Regions from separate parts of the Homo sapiens genome. Here region 1 is linked to region 2. Evidence: chromatin loops called from intact Hi-C (ENCODE). Cell type or tissue: OCI-LY7. All regions are shown on one strand.

The links. Peaks named below come from ENCODE experiments on the same cell type or tissue, not always from the same donor. Only the 100,000 strongest peaks of a DNase experiment are listed, where the experiment ranks them.
Region 1: a loop joins it to region 2, with 3 times the contacts of the local background. A loop is called at or near these places in 2 of 110 quality-filtered maps.

What each region holds. Positions count from the first base shown.
Region 1 is chr3:13,427,218-13,429,717 of GRCh38, reverse strand. No RefSeq gene overlaps it. Among named protein-coding and RNA genes, the nearest start is that of NUP210, 8.1 kb to the right of the region's middle. In OCI-LY7, no CTCF peak of the experiment used is centred here; DNase peaks (open chromatin) are centred at 857, 1,317, 1,847 and 2,167; H3K4me3 peaks cover 1,360 bases; H3K27ac peaks cover 2,440 bases.
Region 2 is chr3:13,086,718-13,089,217 of GRCh38, reverse strand. It overlaps a transcript of IQSEC1 not described here. Among named protein-coding and RNA genes, the nearest start is that of IQSEC1, 15 kb to the right of the region's middle. RefSeq lists enhancers at 376-875, 1,516-1,575, 1,596-1,685, 1,736-1,795. In OCI-LY7, no CTCF peak of the experiment used is centred here; DNase peaks (open chromatin) are centred at 1,007, 1,397, 1,747 and 2,417; H3K4me3 peaks cover 1,223 bases; H3K27ac peaks cover 2,424 bases.

The DNA.
Region 1 (2,500 bases), 340 kb before region 2:
CAGAGGTTGCAGGGAGCCGAGATCCTGCCATTGCAGTCCAGCCTGGGTGACAAGAGTGAAACTCTGTTTCCAAAACAAAACAACAACAACAAAAAAAAACCACACACACACAAACAAATTGGCTGGACTAATTTATGCTTCTACCAGCGACATGAGAGAGTTCATTTTCCTCCATCTTTGCCCAGACTTGATGTTGTAAGACTTGAAAGAAAAGTTTTGCCAATCTGATGAGTGAGAAAAGACAGCTTGTTGCTGTTTTAATTTGCATTTCCCTGGTTACTGAGAAGGATGAGCAGGTTTTCACATGTGTGTTGACCATCCGAATGTCCTCTTCTGGGAATTGTCTGTATGTATGTCTACCCATCTTTTCATTCTTATTTCTCCCTTTCTCAATACACAGAGAAGTACTCAGGGCCCACAGTGTAAAAATGGCAAGAAAAGGTTTCTCTCCTCTCCCCAACTAATTAAAATTTAAGCTCACGGCTGGGTGCCGTGGCTCATGCCTGTAATCCCAGCACTTTGGGAGGCCGAGGTGGATGGATCCCTGAGGTGAGGAGTTTGAGACCAGCCTGGCCAACATGGTGAAACCCCGTCTCTGCTAAAATACAAAAATTAGCCAGACGTGGTGGCGCATGCCTGTAATCCCAGTTACTCAGGAGGCTGAGGCAGGAGAATTGCTTCAACCCGGGAGGTGGAGGTTGCAGTGAGCTGAGATTTCACCACTACACTCCAGTCTGGGTGACAGAGTGAGATCCTGTCTCAAAAAAAAAAAAAAAAAAGTTAAGCTCATACAATTTCTAAAGAATGCAAAACCCCCAAACCTAAATTACTCAGCCAAGACAGGTTATGACTTAAAAGATATTACAGACCAGGTGCGGTGGCTCACGCCTGTAATCTCAGGACTTTGGGTGGCTGAAGCAGGTGGATCAGAGTTCGAGACTAGCCTAACCAACATGGTGAAACCCTGTCTCTACTAAAATACAAAAAATTAGCTGGGCATGTGGCAGATGCCTGTAGTCCCAGCTACTCAGGAGGCTGAGGCTGGAGAATCGCTTGAACCCAGGAGGCAGAGGTTGCAGTGAGCCAAAATGGCACCACTGCACTCCAGCCTGGGTGACACAGTGAGACTCTGTCTCAAAAAAGAAAAAACAAAAAAAAACACATTACAGTTTAACACAGTCTAATGTGTAAGCATTGAGATATTGTCAACCATTTAGCTGAATTTCCCTGGCTAATCACTCAAATGATTAACTTAAGCCTACTTAAGTAAGCCTACTTGAAGTAAGCCTGCTCCTCGAGCTGAGAGGAAGACTGGGGCATCTTACAGGAAGTCACCCTCCCTCTGACAAGACAGGAAGACACCTGCCCACTAAGAAGAAGTCTCAGGTGCAGGGCAAACAATCTGAAAGCTGCAAGATCAACAAAAGAAAAATTGTTGCTTCCTCCTGGGTGAATATAATGGAAAATTATGGAAAACCTAAATTCCTATTTGATCATTGTGTTGGCGAGGCTGTGGGTGAAATGAAAGTTTCCTAACATGTCTTTTGTTGTCTGGGCATGAATTTTTATTTATGTGTCACATACACTCTTGTATACATACTCATTCGGGATGAAAGGACTACACTCAGAAGAATGAAATGAGTAGAATATTCTGGTCTCAATCAGAATAAGTGATTATTTTTATTAGAAGAATCCTTTACTGTTAATAACTTTTTTTATATTAACTGTATCATTTATTTATTTATTTATTTATTTATTTAAAGACGGAGTCTTGCTCTGTCGCACAGCCTGGAGTTCAGTGGTACGAACTCGGCTCACTACAACCTCCACCTCCTGGGTTCAAGCGATCTCTTGCCTCAGCTTCCGGAGTAGCTGGGACTACAGGTGCCTGCCACCACAGCTGGCTAATTTTTGTATTTTTAGTAGAGACAAGGTTTCACCATGTTGTCAGGATGGTCTTGAACTTCTGACCTCAGGTGATCTGCCCGCTTCGGCCTCCCAAAATGCTGGGATTACAGGTGTGAGCCACTGCACCCGGTCTTCCTTTTTAAGACTAAATATTATTCCATTGAATGGATAGGTCACATTTTGTTTATTTATCCATCAATGGATGAATTGCATGGCTTTCACTTTTTGGCTATTGTGAATAATGCTGTTATGAACATGGGTATACGGTTATAGGGCTTTCAGTTGTGTTGCGTATACCCAGAAGTGGGATTGCTGAATCATATGGTAATTCTACATTTAATGTTTTGAGGAAATATACTGTTTTTTATTGTAGCTGCATCCTTTTTTTTTTTTTTTTTTTTTTGAGATGGAGTTTCGCTCTTGTTGCCCAGGCTGGAGTGCAATGGCACGATCTCGGCTCACTGCAACCTCCACTCCCTCCTGAGCAACTGAGCGATTCTCCTGCCTCAGTCTCCTGAGTAGCTGAGATTACAGGCATGCACCACGACACCCGGCTAATCGGCTAATTTTGTATTTTTAGTAGAGACGGGGG
Region 2 (2,500 bases):
TTGGGTTGTTTATATTTTAGGGCTGTGTGGTTTTATAGTGACAAGTGCTAAAGTAAAAGGCCAGGATGGGGTGTGGCAGTGTATTTTGGGGAGGGGCCCAAGGGGGCCTCCTGGCCAATAGGAGAGGAGTGGGCCAGGCCAAGTCAGGGCATATGTCCAGCGGTTACACACCTGTCGTTACAATACTGAAATCTTTTCATGCCCCTGGGTTAAAGCCCACTGTCTGGACCCCCAGAGGGGCTCCCACTGCTGCTGTCTCTGTCCAGCCCTTCTCCTGGCCCTCTTCAGATGTCCCTAGGATCTGCAATAAAGGAGTTAATACTTAGCCTAGCAGGAGGTGTTTTGGAGTGGTGGGGGCCAGTGCCTGTGTTAAATATTTTGAATATCCCCCTGGGCAAAAAGCATGACACATGCAAAGGCCCTGGGGCAGGAGAGCCTGGAGCTGGAGCTGGAGAAACTGCAACAGGCCAGTGTGCCCGAGGCAGAGTTAGGAGGAGGATAAATAAGGCCCAGGGGGTAAAGCAGGGCCTGTGGATCATGGCAAGGATTGGGGTTTTTATTCTGAGTGGGGTGGGGTCCCCGGGAGGGTACTGAGCAGAAGAGGGCCATGGTCTCATGTAGGTTCAGCCAAAGGATTGGTCTGGCTGAGAGCTGAATCAAGGAGGGTAGGGAGGGTACTAAGGCCATTCAGAGGAGCGGGGAGGGCGACAGGAACCAGGGAGGGGTGTGGAGGCTGGGAGGAGTGAGAGTGAGTGGGTGGGGGCCTGGAGAGAGCAGGAGTGGGGAGGAGCAGGCTTCGGGAAGCTGGTGGGCCTCGGCATACTAAGCTTGTGCTCTCATAGATGTGGTGGAGGTATCTGGACCTCAGCCCTGCAGTGAGCAGAGGTCAAGCGAGGGCGTCGTCAGCATGCAGGTGCTGGGTGAGCACATGCACGAATGGCCAGCAGTTCCTCTTCCCCCTCCACTTTCATCTGTTCCTTCGCCACCCACTGCGTTAGCACGCTGCCCTGCTTTAAGCCCTGGGGACTCAGCAGTTACGGGACAGACATGAAACTAATCCAGTGTGAGAAACAGATGGTAAACACACAAAGTGATCAGTGGGTCACAGAACACCAGGCACCAGAGAAGAGAAACAGGGAGGGGCTGTGTTAGACAGGGTGGGGGGACTGTGCTCTAGTGCTGTGGTTTCAATTTGTCCCCCAAAGTTCATGCATTGGGAAGTTAGTCCCCAGGGCAGCAGCGGTGAGGGTTGGGGCCTTGAAGAAGGGGTTGGGCCAGGAGGGGTTCATGTTAACTCAGAAGTGGGGTAGTTGTCCTGGGAGCGGGCCCTGATAAACAGGATAAGTTCGGCCCCCATCCCTCCGTAGTGCTCTTTGGCCCTTCCACCTTCTGCCACGGGAGGATGCAGCAGGGTGGCCCTTGCCAGGTGCAAGCCCCTTGACCTTAGACTTCCCAGCCTCCAGAACTGAGCAATAAGTCTCTGTGAGTAATACATTTATAACTACCCAGTCTCAGATATTCTGTTACAGCAGCACAAAATAGACGAAGACAGCAAGTGATCCTGGTTTTCCGTTTGTGGTAGTGAAAGAAAAACTCCCTTTCAAATGCATTTAACTAAAAATAGTTAAAAGAAAAACATGACTGGGATAGTGGTGCAGAGGCTCTTAGCAAATTGCAAAGTCATCACGGCTGTCAAGGTTTGGGATTGATTCACGGTCTCCTCCCCTGCCAGCCAGGTTTACCAACCCATTTTGCAGATGAGGAGACTGAGGCTGAGAGAAGCGAAGGGGCTTGTCTGCAGACCTCCTGCACACACTCTGGGGCTCTTTCTGCACCGAGAGCCTCTCCTGCACCAAGAGGCAACAATGCAGTTCTCTGAGTTATTCTTTCTTGCTATTTCTCTTCCTTTTGGTGGATGAATTTGGGAGCTCTTTAAAACATCAGGGGAACTTTCTAGATGCAAATATTCCATCCAGCCCATTAACTAAAGTCGCAGCAAATAAACTGTAATCACAAGACCTATTATTAGTGTGGATTTGAAAGTAATTACCCAGTGTAGATTTAGACTGTAGGAAGAATGTTGTCTGGGGTGGGATTTTCACCAAACCTTCAAAGGGTGTGGCATGTGAAATAAGTAGAGCTACAGTGTGGCACCCACGATCCCCTGAACCAGCTGGGGGTGAATGAGGGAGTGTGGCTTGAGGTCATTCATTCGTTTGGTTGGCAAACATTTATTAGCACCTGCTGTGTGCCAGGCCCCATTCAGTGCACTGGGGGATGCCACGATAACCAAGACAGGGGGTGACCCTGCCTTGTGGACAGGATATTTTCTTGAGAGAAGACAGATGTTGAGAAAGAACAATTAAACAGGATGCCTGTAAATGGCCTAGAGGAAGTAAACTGGGTGAGGAGACAGTGCCTGGGGGCTACTTCTTCAAGGGTGCTCAGGAAGGCCTCCCTTGCAGGTGATTGCTAAGCTGAGACCTGAAGAGAGAGCTGT